Linked DNA regions of Mus musculus: region 1 is linked to region 2. Evidence: chromatin loops called from intact Hi-C (ENCODE). Cell type or tissue: gastrocnemius. All regions are shown on one strand. Links, peaks and the distances in the headings refer to the core of each region. The heading gives the core; the rest is flanking DNA. Region 1 has its middle 7.3 kb from the start of Nampt. Region 2 has its middle 36 kb from the start of Gm40376.

Evidence for each region. Peaks named below come from ENCODE experiments on the same cell type or tissue, not always from the same donor. Only the 100,000 strongest peaks of a DNase experiment are listed, where the experiment ranks them.
Region 1: a loop joins it to region 2, with 2.8 times the contacts of the local background. A loop is called at or near these places in 1 of 42 quality-filtered maps.

Annotation. Positions count from the first base shown.
Region 1 is chr12:32,810,386-32,815,765 of GRCm38, reverse strand. No RefSeq gene overlaps it. Among named protein-coding and RNA genes, the nearest start is that of Nampt, 7.3 kb to the left of the region's middle. In gastrocnemius, for the core only: no CTCF peak of the experiment used is centred there; no DNase peak of the experiment used is centred there.
Region 2 is chr12:32,686,454-32,691,833 of GRCm38, reverse strand. No RefSeq gene overlaps it. Among named protein-coding and RNA genes, the nearest start is that of Gm40376, 36 kb to the left of the region's middle. In gastrocnemius, for the core only: no CTCF peak of the experiment used is centred there; a DNase peak (open chromatin) is centred at 2,272.

The DNA of each region.
Region 1 (5,380 bases), core at 249-5,248, 120 kb before region 2:
TTTCAGCAGCCTTGGAGACCATGGAGGATGGATATTAGGGCTTCATTGAAACTATCTCCTCCTGGTCAAAAGAATGAAGTCTACTTCTGGACCTGGATGGAGACATGACATTCAGAACTGCTACAAAACCCAAAATATTACCTGTGACGGTCTCTTTTCATAAGAATTAGCCTACCAGGACCTGCCAATTTCCTGTCCAAGAGACCATCCCACCGTAACCCAGAAAGGCTGATCCACCTAAATCCAGGCTAAGAAGTGGAAGAATAATTAGTTCCTTAAGGAAGATACTATATGTATCTTCCCTAGAAGTCCTGCTCCGGTGTGGGGGCTGGCAGTCGCCTCAAGCAGCTCTGCAAAGCCTGATTTTTCTGAGTTAGTCAGAAAATCTGAACCTTTCTTTTTTCTTCTTTTTCCAAAACATGGGCATGCTTTCTGTGATCCCATGGTCCTTCTTGCTCCTTCTGTGAAGCTACCCCTACACTTTCACTATTAGGATGCTTACATAAGGCAGGACTTTTTCTTTTCTTTGTCTCTGGCCTCCAACTGCCGAGATTTTCAGCTTTCCTGTCCTGTTGTTGGTGGTGTTCCCCCACTAAACTCTAATAGGTTGTTTTCTAGCTTTATTTTTGAATCTGGGTTTTATAAATGAGACTAAGGATATACAAAAGGGAGTCCCAGATTTCCCTAGTAATATATGGGACCCAATGTGGGACTCCCTAAAGTTTCTGATAACAACAGCAATGATCCTATCATTTCTCTCTCTCTCTCTCTCTCTCTCTCTCTCTCTATATATATATATATATATATATATATATATATATATATATATATATAGTATGTGTGTATATATATATAATGTGTGTGTGTGTGTGTGTGCTAGTCATTCATTGCTACAGCTATATCATGTAGCAAATGCCTCAAAGAAACCACCTGATGAGAGCACCAACTTGACTCATTGAGAGTTTTCAGTTCGTGCTCACTTGCTTCACTCTGTGTTTCTTGGCCTTTGTCATGGTTGAAGGGTAAGGTAGAGCAAAGCTAGTCCCATATAAAAGATAGGAAGCAGAGAGAGGCTGGAGGAATGGATTGGGCACAAGATACAGGACAGGGATTTTTAAAAACTACTGCTAGTGACTTGTCTCCTCTACATAAGCCCCATTTCATAGTTTCCAGGACCTCCCAACATTGTCCCAGCAGCTGTGGATCATACCTTTAGCACATAAGCCTATGGGCACATTTATATTCAACACATAATACCACCTACCTTGGACTCACTCAATCTTTTATATTACGCAGATCACCTCTTTCTGTTTTTTTCTCAAAGCCCTCCAATCTTTCAACTTTACTGTAGAGCATTTTAAAGTAGGCAGGCTGTTATACACTAATAGAGAACATCACATAGGTATGAGCTAGCCATTCAAAGCAGACACATTATGTCATCTGGAAATCTGGTATCTGCCACACCACTCATCCAAGCTTCTTTCCCCCATTTTGCTTAGCAGTTATTAAAAAAAAAATACCCTTCTAAAATCCTTACCTCAGACCATCCATCCCCTTCACTTGGAAGATGATATAGTAGCCTATAGTTTAAGGTTTAAACCTAAGGCTATAAGGTACTAAATCCCTAAATATCTGTGAGAGCAGAGGTATAACCTACATACTGATCTGCTTCTAGAGGAAAGTGCAGTACCAGATACATATTATGGGATTGGTAAATGTTTACTAAATCAACAAAGATGGCCCTGTGGCACCTGGTACTGCTTACTCAGACCTGGCATCCCTTTTTATTCCTTTGCTCGCTTAGATACACAGTCCCTCTCCTACAGTCACACTCTGCTCAACCTAGTTATGATCCTGAGAGTGGCTTTAGCCAAGAACTGTGGCCCAAGATGATGTGTGGGAGGAACATTATGAGCTGTAGGTTTTCCATCTTTCCCTTCCTTCTTGTTCCACATCTTGTTGCTTCTGGGCTTTCAAATGCCCACTTAGGGTAGAGTTATTATTTATTCATTTGTTTGTTTGTTTGTCTGTCTGTGTGTCCACTTATTTATTTATTTATTTATTTGACAGGGGAGGCTTAAAGACAGGGCTTGTCTATGGAACAGCCCTGGATGTTCTGGAACTTGCTTTGTAAACTAGATTGGCTTTGAACTCATAGAGATATACTTACTTCTGCCTCAGTTTTTTTTTTTTTTTTTGACTGAGAATTATACATCTGAGCCACTGTACCTGAATAACTGGATAGCTGACGAGAGAGCGTCTGTTCAATAGATTTTTATGGCCACAGCATGAAAGCATTAGTTATGCACTTAGTTTCATATAGTATTATAGTAATGGACATGTGAACAATCAATGCAACCAATTTAGCAAAATATTTGCTTTAGCTAGGGTTTCTATTGCTGTGAAGAGGCACCATGACCATAGCAACTCTTATAAAGGAAAACAGGGCTGTCTTACAGTTCAGTTTAGTCCATTTGTCTGAGTCAGAGTTTCTGTTCCTGCACAAACATCATGACTGTACTGGCTAGTTTTGTGTCAACTTGACACAGGCTGGAGTTATCACAGAGAAAGGAGCCTCAGTTGGGGAAATGCCTCCCCGAGATCCAGCTGCAAGGCATTTTCTCAGTCAGTGATCAAGAGGGGAGGTCCCCTTGTGGGTGGTGCCATCTCTGGGCTGGTAGTCTCGGTTCTATAAGAGAGCAGGCTGAGCAAGCCAAGGGAAGCAAGCCAGTAAAGAACATCCTTCCATGGCTTCTGCATCAGCTCCTGTTTTCTGACCTGCTTGAGTTCCAGTCCTGACTTCCTTTGGTGATGAACAGCAGTATGGAAGTGTAAGCTGAATAAACCTATTCCTCCCCAACTTGCTTCTTGGTCATGATGTTTGTTTGTGCAGGAATAGAAACCTTGACTAAGACAATGACTAAGAAGCAAGTTGGGGAGGACAGGGTTTATTCAGCTTACACCTCCAAACCATTGTTCATCACTAAAGGAATTCAGGACTAGAACTCAAGCAGGTCAGGGAGCAGGAGCTGATGCAGAGATCATGGAGGGATGTTCCTTACTGGCTTGCTTCCCCTGGCTTGCTCAGCCTGCTTTGTTATAACCCAAGACTACCAGCCCAGAGATGGTCCCACCCACAAGGGGCCTTTCCCCCTCTTGATCACTAATTGAGAAAATGCCCCACAGCTGGATCTCATGGAGGCATTTCCCCAACTGAAGCTTCTTTCTCTGTGATAACTCCAGCTGTGTCAAGTTGACACAAAACTAGCCAGTACAGTCTATTATCCTCATGTCCACAAGCATGGTGACTTGCAGGAATGGTGACATGCAGGCAGACATGGTATTGAAGAGGTAGCTAAGAGTTCTGCATCTGGATCAACGGGCAGCAGGATATGACAGTGGGGCACTAGGCCTTGCTTGAGATTCTAGACCTCAAAGTCTGCCCCCAATGACACACCTCCTCCAACGAATCCACACCTACTCCAACAAGGCCACACCTCCTAATAGCACCACTCCTTATGGGCCGGTTTTTATTCAAATCACTACACTTCATCCCCTGACCTCCATAGGCTTGTAGCTGTATGATAATACAAAGTGAATTTAGTCCATCTTAAAAAAAAAATCCTCATAGTCTATATGTCTTAAACTTTGTTTAAAAGTCCAAAGTTCAAAGTCTCTTCTGAGACTCATGCAGTCCCTTAACTGTAATCTCTGTAAAATCAAAATGAAAAAGCAGATCACATACTTCCAACAAGTATCTTCCATAGGAGATATACATATATATATATATATATATCTCCATTCCAAAAGGGAGCATAGTAAGAAAACACTGGACCAAATGACGAGACACAAGACTAGTTGGGAAAACTCTGAACTCGGCATCTCCTTGTCTGATGTCAAAATGTTCTTTAAGTCTCCAACTCCCTCCAGCTTTGTTGACTGCAGCGCACTTTGTTCTCTTGGTCTGGTTCCACTTCCTGTTAGCACCTCTCCCTGGCAGGTATACCATGCCTTTGACATCTTCAATATTTTGGGGTTTCACCTTCACAGCTTCACACAGTGGCCCTTCTGGGCCTCTTTGCAAGGCCAACCCTGACATCCCTGCTTGGTGGCTTGCTTTAGTAGTGGTGAAAGATTTTATAACCCCCCCCCCCTTTTTTTCTATCCTAAAGTCAGAACCACGTGGCAGAAGCTACCACACTTTGCTGCTTGGTGGAGCTGAAATATCACCTTCTCATTCAATTTCATCTTCACCAGCTTTCTAGTTTTGATGGTTTCAATGCCTAAGCTTGACTGTCCTGGACCTCAGTCTCTAGACCCAATCCAACTAAGCCAAAACTCTTCAATTTAGGGTAAGGCAGAATTTTTGGACAAGGGCTTCTGTCTTAGTTAACATTGTATTGCTAACCATGGCCATGACAACTCTTCTAAAGTAAAACTTTTAACTGAGGCTAATTAATAGTTCAGAGATTTAGTTCATTATCTTCATGGTGGGATACATGGCAGCAACATGCAGGCAGTCATGGTGCTGGAGAAGGAGCTGAGAGTTCTACATCTGGATCTGCAGGCAGCAGAAGTGAATGCCACACTAGGCGTAGCTTAAGCTTCCAAGACCTCAAAGTCTGCCTCAGTGACACAGCTCCTCTAAGAAAGGCACACCCACTCCAACGAGGCCATGGATCTTAATAGAACCACCCCCAAAGGTTCTACATCCTTTCCAAATGGTGCTGCCAACTGGAAACATTTATCTAAGTCTTTGGGGTCATTTCACATGCAAACCACTACACAAGTCCTAAAAGTTGCCTCTCAACTGTTCATCAATGTGGTATGTACAGAGTAGAATGTGGGCATGAAAAAACAAGCATGGACCCCCTAGCAGTGTCAAAGGAACACTTGCTGGTGGTGATGCTTCTACGTCAGTCAGAGGCAGAGCAGGTGGCAGACCTTTGTTCATCCTAGCCTGATGCCTGGCTTGGTGGCCAAAACTGTTTTATGCCTAGGACAGGTAAAAATCAAATCAAATCAAATCCAGACAGTGTGCAGTGTCAAAAGGAGTAAGACAGAGACCTACATTCCTCCAAGTCATTCGGTGCAGACCGGAAAAGATGCCCACAGACCCGCCCTGTGTCCCACAGCACAGAACCATAGACACACAGAACACCCTCTACCACCAAGCTTCCACAGTGAGATGTTTTTCTATGCTTTTTTGATTGCTTATTTGTTTGTATGTTTCATGTTTTTTGGAGGGGGAGGTTGAGTGAAGGGTGGATATGCAGGGATGAGAGATGAGAGGCACTGGGGTAGATGAAGTGAAACACACAAAGGGGTGAAGTGAAACGCACAAAGAATCAATAAAAGTTTTTTTTTTTAATCCTAAGAG
Region 2 (5,380 bases), core at 93-5,092:
CTGAACTTTTGAAAATTTTCAAATAAAATACCAAGCCTTTCCTGAGAATCCCAAGACTGGCACAGTTTACCCTTTTATCATTGTAAGACTGTGCCCTTTCCCTGTCTCTTAGCCCTGGAAAACTTGATGAAAAGAAGATGCACTGTTTGTCAGAGCCCCTTTACATAGATCAGACTTCTCCTTTAAAAATATTTTTGGCCTCCACTTCTCTCAGTCTATGACCTCCTTCTCCTCTCACCAGGTCCATACCATTGGATTCAAATCCTCCCTTCATTCCATTCTCCAGTCAGGATCCAGAATAAACCCTCCCAGGGCAAGCTGGACGTGCCTAAGCCCTTCAGCTCCCCTTATTCATTGATACAGACAAAACATGCCTCCCCAAGACTTCTAGCATGCCTTTTCAGCCACCTTTTCCCAGTGATTTCCTTGCTACATCAACCTGAGTGACTCTGTTGACATCCTTGAGTCATAGTTTGTTTGTTTGCTTGCGTACTCTGACAGGAAGAATGACATTTAAGAACAGAGGAGATAATGTATACAAAGGCCTGCATGGGTATGAGAGAATGTGGGAGCTAAGGAAGAGAGGTTGGAAGCTGTCTTTGTTAGGGTTTTACTGCTAACACCATGACTAAGGCAACTTCTTATAAGGACATTTAATTGGGGCTGGCTTACAGGTTCAGAGGTTCAGTCCATTATCATCAAGGCAGGAACATGGCAGCATCCAGGCAGGCATGGTGCAGGAGGAGCTGAGAGTTCTACATCTTTATCTAAAGGCTGCTAGCAGAATACCGACTTCCAGGCAGCTAGGATGAGGGTTTTATAGCTCACCCCCACAGTGACACAGCTACTTTAATGGGGCCACACCTTCTAACAGTGCCACTTCCTGGGCCGAGCATATACAAACCATCACAGAGACTGTCATGGCATTCCTCAACCTTGTCTTCAGCTTCCTGCCATTCTTTGCTGTAGCAGCCATTCATCCAGGCATATGATGCTGATCACACCGCTCTTGTTCACATGGTTTTAACCCCCGAGATCTATTTCTAACCACATCTGGAAAATTCTTAGCAATAGTTTTGTCTTCCTTGACAAGCCTAAGAGAAGGCCCAGTCCTGGGCCAGGGCTCAGTGTCTCCCAGTAGGCAACAGCGGCAGCAACTCAAGCTGCCAGCTGCTTGTTCCTGAGGAGGATGGCTTAGGGAGGGTAGTATTACTGTGAAGAGACACCAAGACCATGGCGACTCTTATAAAGCATTTAATTGGGACTGGCTTACAGTTTAGTCTATTATCATCCTGGTGGGGAAGCCTGGCGGTATACAGGCCAAGATGGTGCTGGAGAAGGAGCAAAGAGTTCTACATCTGGATCCTCAGGCAGTAGAAAGAAAGAAGAACAATGGGCCTGACTTGAGTTTCTGAAACCTCCGAGTCCAACCCAGTGACACTCTTGCTCCATCAAGGCCACACCTACTCAAACAAGGCCACACCTCCCAATAATGTCAAACCACCACAGAGGGAGTGTGGAGAGCAAGCATAAGACTTAGGTCATGACCTTGGTGCACCAGCCCACAGTTTACCAGCTTCCTCCTCATTGGTCTTCTCCCTCCAAATAACCCGAGAGAACCTCTCAGGCACAACTCTTGGCCTTGTGGCTTTGCAGTCATGCTGATACTATGGAGCCATTTATTATTTCTTGCCATGTCCAGTAGCCTTGAACTGTAGATGAGTTGCCAAGCAGTTGAGGCTCTGATTTACAGATGGTGAGGTTCTGATGAAAAAATGAGCCTTCTGAGCACACGTGGACAGTGTTTTCTTCTGGCATCTTACAGTCTAGTTATTTCTTCCTTCATATCTTCAGTGAGGGCTAACCATCTCAACACCTTAAAGGGGCAATGACCAGACAGCACCTTTAGGAGGCCCAACTGGCCAAGTGGCTGCTCTCTACACGCAGCCAGAACCGGAGCCACTAGAGGTCCTGAGAAATTAAAGCCCACTATAAGATATGCAGGGAGCCTGCTCCAGAATGCCACTAGGCCATACCCATATTCCTTGCTCTGAAAGTGAAGCCCATCCCAACATATACCATAAAAATATATCACTTGCCAACAAGGCATTTCATGTATCAGACAGGCAGAGGAGCCTTTATCACAAGCTCCCCCGACCCAGCAGAGCAATTATAGCTTTCTTTCTACAGATGAGAAAATGGTCACGATTCTAGGCTCGATGACTTACCCAAGGTCAAGCAACTGGTAAACTAGGGCTTGGCTTAGAGCCCACACTTGGGTGTCAGCCACCTTATTACATTACTGGCATGTCCACCTCCTCCCCTTCCCCATACTTCATGAGCTGAATGAGTAAACTCAAAGCACTCTAAAAAGTACCAGCAGTTTCTGGCATGGAATTAGTATTTAGTAATTGACCTGTTAATAGAGGGATGATGGGAAGAGTTGGCTCTTACTTAAGTAGCCGGCTCTGCTACCAGATGTGTGACCTTGGGCAGTATCTGTCTGTCCAGTTTTTCATCTTGTAATACCAATAATACTGCCACTATTCCAGGGTTGATATGAATACTAAATGAGTTAATATCTGCAAAATTCTGAGAATGGAACCTAGAAATTTCTAGATGCCTTTGTTAAGAAATCTTAACAAAGGGGCTGGAGCTGGATCTTTGAGGTGGCACAGGGGTTAAGAGCACCTGCCGCTCTTGTAGAATTTGATTCCCAGCACCTGTGTCAGGTGGCTCACAACTGGAACTCAAGCTCCAGAGAATCTGCTCTTCTGGCCTCAGTTGGCACTGTACTCATTGTATGTGTATGCGCGCGCGCGCGCGCACACACACACACACACACACACACACACACACACACACACACACATGCATAAATTAAAAATAAAGTAAAATCTTAAAATGCCTGCAGGTACTCATGCACATGTATGGAACAGGATGGTCATGGATGTTGCTACTTTCCAGGGTTTATGTTTCAACCCTGTTCTTACTGTCCAAGTCACCTTGGGTAAATTAGCCAAGTTTCTTTCCACATTAGCCTCAGTTTCTTTCCCTGTAAAACAGAATTAAGATATGTCTCTAGGATGTTTTTATAGGATGAAATACATAATTCAGTTTGGCCCTGTGTCTACTGATTCTGCATTACTGTTCCAACCTACCAACGATCAAAAAGTGTTTTGGTGGTTGTTTTTGTTTTTGTTGTTGTTTTAATTGAAGACTGCCCTGACTGAGGATGGCCTTTTAAGATTTTCCTGCCATTATTTCTAAACAATATAGATTACAACTGTTTTCACAGCATTTACATTGTATAAGGGAAACATGAAAAAGAATCTGAGATGATTTAAAGGCTGTGGGAGGTACATGGTCTTTGGATCTTTGCTATGGGGGATGTGAGCGTCTCAAGGTTTTGTTATCTGCAGGGGTCCTGGGATTAATCCTCCCATGTGGAGCACCACTGTGTGTGAAAGCACCCATCAGCTCAGTACACTGAGGTACTTCATGCTCTTCTCTTTCCTGCAGCCTATTTCTCCTTCAAGTCTCACAAAGGTATATTCTGACCTCTGACCCTCCCTCCAAACCTTTGTTACTGTTTTACCTAAACACCCTGTTACATCTTGCTTTCCTAGGTGGCTCTGTTTCCCCTCACAACAATTCTGGTTCCAACCCTCTAGAGTACTTTGGTAATTTGTGGAGATGTTTAATTACAGCAGTTGAACTTGTAAAGGGCCCAGGAGGACTGCCCACACAGGAAATGGTTAGGGCATTGTATGAGGATATGGGAGGCATCTTGCTCTCCCAGACTAGCCTGGACCCCAGTCTTCAGGCAGTCTAACTCTGGCAGCACCTGTCAGTGAAATCTATCTAGTTCCAGTCTGTCTCTTGGCTGCTTAGTTTGGGCTTATGAAAACAAGAGGGGATTTTAAAAGAAAGCCATTTTTTGATATTTTCATAGGTTCACTGTCGAGCTGTACGCTTTTCATTCAGAGGACTTTTCATTCTCATTTAGCTACCAGATGATCAGTATGTATTGGGTTTGTGTAGCATGAGAGGACCAACCCATTTAAATGTCACACCAAGCCGTGTGGAAACCTGGGTGAAGTCCTTACCTTCTGTGCAGAGAGAATGGAGTTAGGACAAAGGACCTCCATTCCCCATACCCGCTGCTTACATTCGTGTGGATTACAGTCACTCCCTGACTCAGAGTCCTCACCTGAATGCCCATATCTGCACGCTGGTGTGAGATTGAAATGAGAATTGCTCTTTAACAGAGGCCATTCCTGTCTCCCTCAGCTGTGTGCCTGATCCTCAGCCTGGCACCTAGCCTGCTGCCTTTCAGAGTTGCCCATGGCGATTAGGACAAAGAACCAACAAGCAGAATATTCCAACAGAACATTTAGGTTAAGGTTGGTGACATTTTGTAACCTTCTAACCTATAACCTATGTACCGTTCTTGTAATGCAGTAATACACTGGGAAATATCATTTAATAGCTGGACTTTATTCAGCTCTTGAGCAAGCAGCTTGTACTCTAAGGGTCTAAAGAGATGGGGTTTCTGACCGAGTATGCACAGTTGCTTGACTGTGTTTTCTAGCATAGCTCATTTTATCTGTTCTCAAGGCTTTAGACCTTGTTTGTGGTTCATTTACTTCATCTCCCTCTTTCTCTTCTCTCTCTCTCTCCTTTTAAAAATGTGGCTCTATTCTAGTAGAGGCTTTTATACAAAGCTTTTGTAAATTCCTTTTGAAATTATATTAGATTCAGAGGCCTAAGTAAAGGTTGTGTCCCCAAAACAGCTGCCTGCATGAGACAAGATCTTTGTGAAAAACACAAACCAGCGTTCTCTGGATTTACCAGAAGACTGGCTGGCAGCTCCAACCACACAGCTTTGAACAGAAACTTCATCCCTGAAACCCAGGGCTCTCCAGAGAGATCAACAAAGGAGCGAACACCAGACTTCACACTGCTGGCTGCTGCTATGGCTTCTGAGTGTGGTGTCTGTAGCTTCTTCCCCACCTGCTTCTTCCAGAGCAGGTGTTGGCGTTGCTACTGACAACCAAAGCATCCCTATGAAAGTGTGATCCCATGCTTGTGTCCACCACTGCCCTATGCCAAAGCTGCAAGGATGTCAATTCTGGTCTGGCTTCTGGGGCTGATATCTTCTGCAGTCTGGGGATTTTCTAGTGACACACTGTTTTCACTTATACTTGTTTATTCTAACATCTTCAGCTCATCATTTAAGCACAGGTTGATGAGGACTAGGGGAAGACATCAGAATGATAGACATTATGCCATTTCTCAAGTTCTATCACAGCCGCCCCTCCTCTACCCTGATCCTGGGCCATGATACTTAGTGCCCCAATCCTGTCCTTCTTATGTG